2 separate regions of the Homo sapiens genome follow, and region 2 is linked to region 1. The links are chromatin contacts, found by Hi-C or POLR2A ChIA-PET in ENCODE. All regions are on one chromosome and are shown on one strand. Each heading gives the region's core, a stretch centred on a gene start or an enhancer-like site at or near the end of the contact. The rest is flanking DNA. Distances are from core to core; before and after follow the strand shown.

Evidence for each region. A loop is a pair of places that touch in the nucleus more often than their neighbours do. ChIA-PET counts read pairs that join two places held with the same protein, here RNA polymerase II (POLR2A). Pooled maps may share reads with other maps.
Region 2: a pooled map shows a loop between it and region 1 (2.1-fold over the local background). The contact joins two enhancer-like sites. A Hi-C loop is called at or near these places in 3 of 50 pooled maps. POLR2A ChIA-PET finds 5 or more read pairs at or near these places in 2 of 52 experiments (GM12878 and RWPE1).

Annotation. Positions count from the first base shown.
Region 1 is chr11:125,313,511-125,317,415 of GRCh38, reverse strand. All of the region lies in intron 2 of PKNOX2 (PBX/knotted 1 homeobox 2), which reads right to left. Among named protein-coding and RNA genes, the nearest start is that of PKNOX2-AS1, 49 kb to the right of the region's middle. Within about 2 kb of position 1,900, at least 6 of the 41 ENCODE cell types and tissues checked have a DNase peak (open chromatin) inside an H3K27ac peak, as active enhancers do.
Region 2 is chr11:125,402,303-125,406,207 of GRCh38, reverse strand. All of the region lies in intron 7 of PKNOX2 (PBX/knotted 1 homeobox 2), which reads right to left. Among named protein-coding and RNA genes, the nearest start is that of FEZ1, 92 kb to the left of the region's middle. Within about 2 kb of position 1,912, at least 5 of the 41 ENCODE cell types and tissues checked have a DNase peak (open chromatin) inside an H3K27ac peak, as active enhancers do.

The sequences.
Region 1 (3,905 bases), core at 651-3,150:
CTGCCATAGATAGCAATTCCTCTGGTGGATCTGAGAAAAGAAAATTAAAAACTTTCTGGAAAGGATTCACCATTCTAGTGCCATTAAGAGCATTCATGATTCATGGGAGGAGGTCAAAATATCAACATTAACAGGGATTTAGAAGAAGTTGATTTCAAGCCTCATAGATGACTTTGAGGGGTTCAAGATTTCAGTGGGAGGAATAGCTGCAGGTGTGGTGGAAATAGCAAGAGAACTAGAATGAGAAGTGGAGCCTGAAGATGTGACTGAACTGCTGCAATCTCATGGTCAAACTTGAATGAATAAGAAATTGCTTCTTATGGATGAACAAAGAATGCAGTTTTCTGAGATGGAATCTCCTCCTGGTGAAGATACTGTGCACATTGTTGACAACAAGGGATTTAGAATATCACATACACTAGGTTGATTAAGCAGCAGCAAAGTTAGAGAGAATTGACTCCAAGTTTGAAAAAAGTTCTACTGTGGGTAAAATGCTATCAAACAACATCACATGCTACAGAGAAATCTTTTGTGAGACGGTGAGTCTGTCAATACAGCAAACTTCATTGTTGTCTTATTTTAAGAAATTGCCACAGCCACCCCATCCTTCAGCAACTAAACTCCTAATCAGCCAGCAGCCATCAACACTGAGGCAAAACCCTCCAGCAGCAAAAAATTATGACTTGCTGAAGGCTCAGATTATCATAAGCATTTTTTAAGCAATAAAGTATTTTTAAATTAGGTATGTATGTTGTTTTTTAAGGCATAATGCTATTCCACACTTAATAGACTACAGTATAGTGTAAACATAACTTTTATATGCCCTGGGAAACCAAAAGATTCATGTGACTTGCTTTATTGCCATATTGTCTTTATTGTGGTGGTCTGGAATCCAACCTGCGATGTCTCCCAGTTTATGCCTGTAATGGAATGATCATCCTCAGGAACCGAGTCAAAGATTGGGAAGGCTACCTCTGATCATTTCTCGATGCAGTAAGTGAAATTCAAGATGAAGCTAGGGATTAAATTCCTCTTTCTTCTTATCCTGCACTTTCAGCTTCTTCTCCATGCAAAGCTGTCTTTAGGGGCCCAGTGCATAGAAGGCCACATAAGAGAGTTCACACAGGCCCCGGCACTGGATGGAGGTTCTCAGGTCAAGACAGGCAACAGATGCGGATAAGTCCATATTGGGGCAGGTGGATGGACGACCACTAAAGAGGGGTGAGTCAGTAGCAACTGGCTGGGAATGAGGGGTTCACAGTGGGTCTCATTCCCTCCATGCGTCCTTCGCACACCATCGTGGGCTCCATGAGAACGCAAAGGAGCCTTTTGCACTCCCTGGGTCCGTCCTCCATCCTTCCCTTGCTGTTGTCATGGTGTCCTCTTACGTATGGACATCTTTGCCTCCACTCCAGCGCAGCCTCCTTGAGGACAGAGACTGTGCCTTACATGTCCTTGAATCCTCACAGCTCCTGCTACAAGGTCAGGCACAAGATAAATATTTGTGGACTCCTGCTCTTACACAGGGGGTGTAAATGTGAGGGTACCTGCTTGTAGTGTAGAGCCAGAGGACAGCTTTAAGCCTCGGGTAGGGGGTGGCACTGGGGAGGCCATGGGGGCACTGTGGTCTCGGGTGTGCAGAAAGAGTCAGCACTTGAGCCAAACACTAAGGCTTTTCTAGCCCAGCCACCACTGGACTGAGAAGCTGCCCACTCCCAGGCTGGCTCATCTGAAGCATGGAGCGGGTCACTACGCCCTCAGATCTGGTGAGAGACACACCATTAGCTGCCATGCACTCAGCCCTCCCAGCCCTGCAAGGCAGTCTGCCAGCTGCACCCTGGGGTGGGGTTGAGCAAAGGCCTCCCACCGGCCAGGCCAGGGAGAAAACAAAACAGCTGCCTCTGTGCTGGCACCAAGCCCACTCCCTGTGAGAAGGCCTCTCTGCACTGGGCCAATAAATAATAGAAAGTCCAAGTGGTCCAAGGTAGCAGACCCCATGGGCTGGGCCTCGGGCAGGAGGCAGAGCCGCCCACCAGTTTGGGAGCACAAGGATTAATAACGCATCAATTTTAATGCAGAGAGAGGTGTTTTTTTTTTTTTTTTTTTTTTTTTCCTGCTTCACAAACAGTAAAGTGAATGTTTGAGCATCCTGGCAGGGGGTTAATGAGGACTCTGATTAGTTATTCGGATTTCTCCACACTGCCTCCATCTATCCTACTAGGGAGGAGAAAAGGAAGGAGGTGGGGAGAGGGGGATGCTGTGGAGAGCAGGGGTGGGCCCATGTGAACCTCCTGCCTCCCTCTGAGCAGGCTTCAGCCAGAGGGTAACTGCAGCCCACCCTGTGGTAGAACCAAGGGCCGGAGAGGGCCTTAGAGAGGACTCTGTCCGGCTCCTGGTTGGGAAGACCAGAGGGGTGTGACTTGCTGGCCACAAAGGGGAGCAGTGAGAGCCTCTGGCCAGAACCCAGCCTGCCTGGGGCTTCTGCTGCATGGAAATTCCTTTCCCCAACTCTCTTTCCTGACCCAAAGTCAGGAAAGGAATAGTCTCCTTTTCCCTTAAGGAGGCTGCTGCTCAGGGGTAATCCAGTGTCCAGCCAGGGCTGCCCCGGGGCTGGGTCCAAGGAGCATCCTCATCGGAACATCTCTGCCAGGTTTTTTGTCCTCTCGGGGGCAGGGCAGGGCAGGGCAGGGCTGGGGAAGCAGTAGGCAAGGTGAGAGTTTCTGGGATGGCCCCTACTCTCTGCAGCACAGCCAGAGCTGGGGGCTGCACTGCCTCCTCTGCTCCCAGCTGTGGGCATCTAGCCCGGCTCTCGGGGAGCTGAAGTACGAAGCCTTGTCCCCTCCCCACTGACTGCAGGTCAGTGATGGATCCTGCCCATTTGGCCCCTGACATGCAGAGCACACCAGAGGAGCAAAAGCATGCGGGGAAGCAGCATGCTCCCAGGAGGAGAAACTGCCGGGCCATCTGGACGCGAGCTCTGAGTCTTCCCCACCATTAAGATGCAGATGGACTTCTGAGCAAGGTCTCCCCTCCCTGACCCACCCTGGCTCCCAACCCATCTGCTGCCGCCCAGGACCCAGAGCAGATCCAAACTGGCCATGGTGACGTTGCGAGCAAGTGATGTCGCAGTGAGGGCACCGCACTGCAGGTGCTCTGAGATCACTGAAATCCCCCAGGTGCCTCTCTTTGGTGATTCACGACGAGCTGACCATGACACCAACCCCAAATTCTCCAACTGGAAGGTGAAGCCCCTTCATCAACTGTCCCCAGAGTCAGGGCTGGTCTCCTCTGCATACCCACAGGGCTCCGCAGCCCTGCATCCTCAAGGAAGTCTTGGATGCTCCTACGGCAGCCCAGGACCTCAGCTATTTCCTCTAATTCATTCAGTATAATAATGGCCAGTGCTTACTGGGGGTCACTTGTGTGCCTGGCATTGTGCCCAGTGCTTTACACACAGAACTCACAGGGCTGCACTCCATCCTGTGCGGTAAGTACTAACATCCAATTGCATCTTAGCCCGGCACTTTCCAATAGAACTCTCTGTGGTGATGGAAATGCTCTCTGTCTGTATTTTCCAATACCATGGACACCATGTGGCTACTGAGCACTTGGCTCAAACCTGGTGTGACTCAGTCACTGAATGTTTAATTTCATTTCATTTTTATTTTTATTTGAATAGATACACGTGGCTTGTGGCTACCAGCTGCCACGTTAGACAGTATATATTTGAGGAGGCCCTGCGATGTGCTGAATATCACAGCTAGGAAAGGGCATGGACAGGACTCAAGCCAGGGTTGTCTGCCTCCTGGGTACATGTGCTTTTCCAGGATGCTGTCCTTTGAGCTTTATCTTCAAGTGCAAAATGAAACCAAGGTAAAGAAGTGGAGTGGCATTTGCAAGTCCAT
Region 2 (3,905 bases), core at 663-3,162, 89 kb before region 1:
AGCAGCGGTGGAAACCCCGTGGGGAGCACATGTTGGCTAAGCACACAGTATTATTAGCTTTTTGACAGCTTCCCCTCAGGGCTTATCAGACTCCAAACCCAGGTAGATGCCACTGTGTCTAGACACAGAGTTGCTCCCCTCTAGGCTCCTTAGCACCCAGATGGAAGTGAGAAGAGTGTTTGGTACGGTTCTAGTTACTTTTTTCAGCACCCAGAGCCTCACATCCCTGCTGGAATTATCCAGGAACCTGGGGATGACAGCTGGTTATCCAGCCCAAGAATTCTGTTCGTTTTGTTCCACTAGGAAGACAGCCGTGGTGTCCCCAAGCCTCTGGAAACTGCCTGAGGCCTGGGAATCAGATGAAAACCAACACGCCGGGCTCCATGGGCACCCCTGGAAGCGGCCCCACTCCTGTTCCTTGTGTGCTGTTGATTGAGACTCAGAAGCAGGAGCCTCTCAGGAGGGGCAGAGCAAGGCAGGGCTTTGGGTTTGGAATGGCAGAGAACTGGTGCCTCCCGAGCACCATCCTCTGGGCCAGCTGCAACACCCTGGAACTGCGACTGCCACTCATTCTTCACAGACCTCAGTGGTCCCCAGGGGAGTTTTACTCCAAATTGCATTTGGAACAGCAGAAAGATGACTTGTTCCAAAGGAAGGCCTTACTAAGAAACGATGAGAAGCTGTGGAATGACTTTTGGAAGTGGGGGGTGCAGGGGCCCACATGAATGCACAGCGGTCTCACGTCAGCCCAGGAAGAGCTGTCTGTCCCTGTGAGCCACCGTGCTTCATTTTTAATAGGGAAAGGGCTTGAACTGCCCTGGGAAACTCAAGGAAGACTTCATTTCCACTCAAGGAAGGAATTCCTGGAAGAAACCAGAATGGGACAAAGACATGAAGGAGTGAAGGAGATAAATGACAGAAAAGTTTCTGTTTAAGCTGTTTTGAAATAGGTGGAATTTTTATCTTACTTGGATGCCTGTGAAACAGGGGAATGAACGGGATGGCCTGGCAAAGATCCTTCCAGCTGAGGACTGTAAAAGAGCCCATGCCATTTCCTAAGGATTGTGTGGGAGGGTGGGTGACGGTGAGTCGGTGGCCGGAGTGGGGTGCAGTGCGGAGCCAGCCCCAGCCACCTGCCATCCTCCCCCCGGCCACTAGAGGTCTCTGCTGATCCACCGGCTCAGACCACACTCACCAAAGCCTCCCAGAAGGCGCGTGCTGGCGGCTCCCCTGCCTGGGCTCGGGGCGGGTGGGGGTCGGTTCTGAATGTCTCCTTTCTGCTGGAAAGCTTGTCCTGACCTCTCCAGGGCACAGCCGCGGCCCGTCCTCTGGACTCTTCAAAGCCTCCCATCTGCCTTACATACTGGACACAACAGAATGGTTCTCTCTAATGCAGGCGTCGTCTTTCCCTAGCTTGGTGGCAGGCTTTTTGAGGGAAAGAGGGGTCTTTCTCTGAATTCCCCGAAACTGCTTAGCGCAATGTTAAGTGCATGGTACATGCGAGATACATGTGTGGTCTGACTTTGGCCTAAGGCTGTGGGTGTATTCCTGTGTGTGGTGGTGTGTGTGTGTTTGTGTGTGTGTGATGTGTGTGTTTGTGTGTGTGCCCGCGCAAATGTGCCTTAGGAGGGTGGAGAGGTTGTCCCTGTCCCCAGACACCCCTTCCCGGCAGCATCCCTCCGTTCTGGCAGAGCCAGGGCCCTGTCTTAGACCAAGAAAAGCCAGATTCCCAAACTCGGGAAAGCCAAGCACATGTAAACAAGCCACCTAATCCTGTTCTTGTTCCACTCCTGTTGGGGGCCTTGGTCTCAAGGGAAAGGCAGTTCTGGCCTGTGGGGACAAGCAGCAGCTGCTGCTCTTAAGGAACATTCCTTCTCAGGCGGGAGAAGCGCTCAGGTTTCACTAGCCTGGCGGCAAAGGCCACCCTCTGGTCTCTGGGCTCCACGGCTGCAGGGCTGGGGGTGAGGAACCGGCAGAAGAGACAGCTTTAATGCCTGTGACAGGCAGTGTGGCTCATTTTATTCCACTTCAGTCTAGGGATGCCCCCTGTCCATCTAAGTAGTGATCTTTCCAGGGTAGATTGCCCCCTACCCCAGCCCCATCCAGTCTTCTCCCTGGTCCTGTCCTCAGGATGCTTAGCCACTGGGCAGAACCTCTAGGGTCCTGGCTGAGGTGATGGCCCCCTACCCCTTCCGCCCCCTGCCAATCTGGAAAATCCAAAATTCCTTAGAGGTCAATAGGCAAGTGCCACCCTTCTCAGGTGGGGATGCATTGATTAGCCCCCTTCCTATTCTGCTGGGGAGGCGCAGAGCTGCAGAGTCGCATCTGGCAGCTGGGCCTAGCATCTCAGAATGTCCTCAACTTTGTACCTCTCATTTCCCTACTTCCAGTCTACTAGCAAATCCAAATTCTTGCTTCGTAGCAATTGGCTTCTTCCTCTGTAGTCCCTACCCCACTGACCAATAGCTAGGTAGGGTCATCACTCTCCACCCAGGTCCCAGGACCCCTGATTCTTCTCCCCATGTGTCACAAAAACATATCCCCATGTAGCAAGAAGAACATGGGCTCTGGAGTAGCCCATCCCGGACTCCAGCACTTGCTAGGTGTGTGACTTTGAGCCAGGGTCTTCACTTCTCTCAGCTTCTCTTTTCTTGGATGTAAAATGGAGAAAATCATGTGTACCTTGCAGCCTGTCATGAAGAGTAAATTAGATAATCTGTGGAAAGCACCTAGTACACACCATGTTTGAGACAGAGGGGAGCTCAATAAATGTTCACCGTCTCCCCTCCTTCTGCCAGCTCTTCTTGGACCAATACAAGATGTGGCTGCTCAATTGATTTGTCTCCAGCGTGTCTCCAGCCCTGACCCTGTTGCCTACATTCTCCACTACCTTTAAAGTCTTTAGCAGTCGGCCACCACTATTAGCCCCAAAACAGAACTCCCACACATTTGGCTTCAAGGTACTCCATCATTACACTTGGAGACCTGGGACTGTGTCGCATCCATTTTTTATATCCCCAGAACTCAGTAGGCTCCAGAGGTGCCTGAATGGATGCAGGATGCGTGAATGAATGAGCCCCCTTCACCCCATCTCCTCTCTAGGGATTCTGATTGGCTCTCTCTGTTTCTCGCCTTCTTTCAGACTTCTTGCTACATTGGAAACACTCACCTTTATAAAGGTTGCCAAATAGGCTACCAACTCTCACCAAGCCTGCCTGAAATGCCACCTCCCAGAGGAAGCCCTCCCAAGGCCAATGAATCTGTAACTTCTCCAATCACAATGGGCAAAATCCTCCTGTTGTCCTCTCCACTCTGTACTGAGGTTTGTTTATCCTATTGTGGAGCAGGAACAAACTGGCCATGAAGGTGTGAGGGCTGGGTCTGGGACTTGGTCCCCCTCTGAGGAAGGATGAAGGATGCTGAGTTGAGACTGGGGCAACCTCAAGCCACACATGTGGATCACCCAATCCAGAATCCCTGCCTGCAGCTCCTCTCCCCATCTCTTTGGCTGCTCCTTTCCTCTGTACTCTTGACCCTGAGCATTTCACGGCTGACATGATTTATCTAGATCCTCATTGTGACTCATGGCTCTCTCTCCCTGAGACTGGGAGCTCCTCTTGGACAATGGCTTGTGTCTGTTCTCACAGGACCTAGCACAGAACATACAGTGAGTGCCCCCCAAACGCTTGGCAATTGAATGAGAACCATGATTCAATCCAATTTGCCTGGAATAGAGCTGAGGCTTAAATCTCCACAGAGAAAAAAGGATGAATTTCAGGTCAAACTAATACTTGAGTGAGGTGTCTCTCTAGTGGAATGGTTCCATTTGCGCCCTCTAGGAAGGACAGGAGAACCCAGAGTAGGGTCTAGAACCAGTCTCCTTACAGAGGATCCTGCCCCCACAA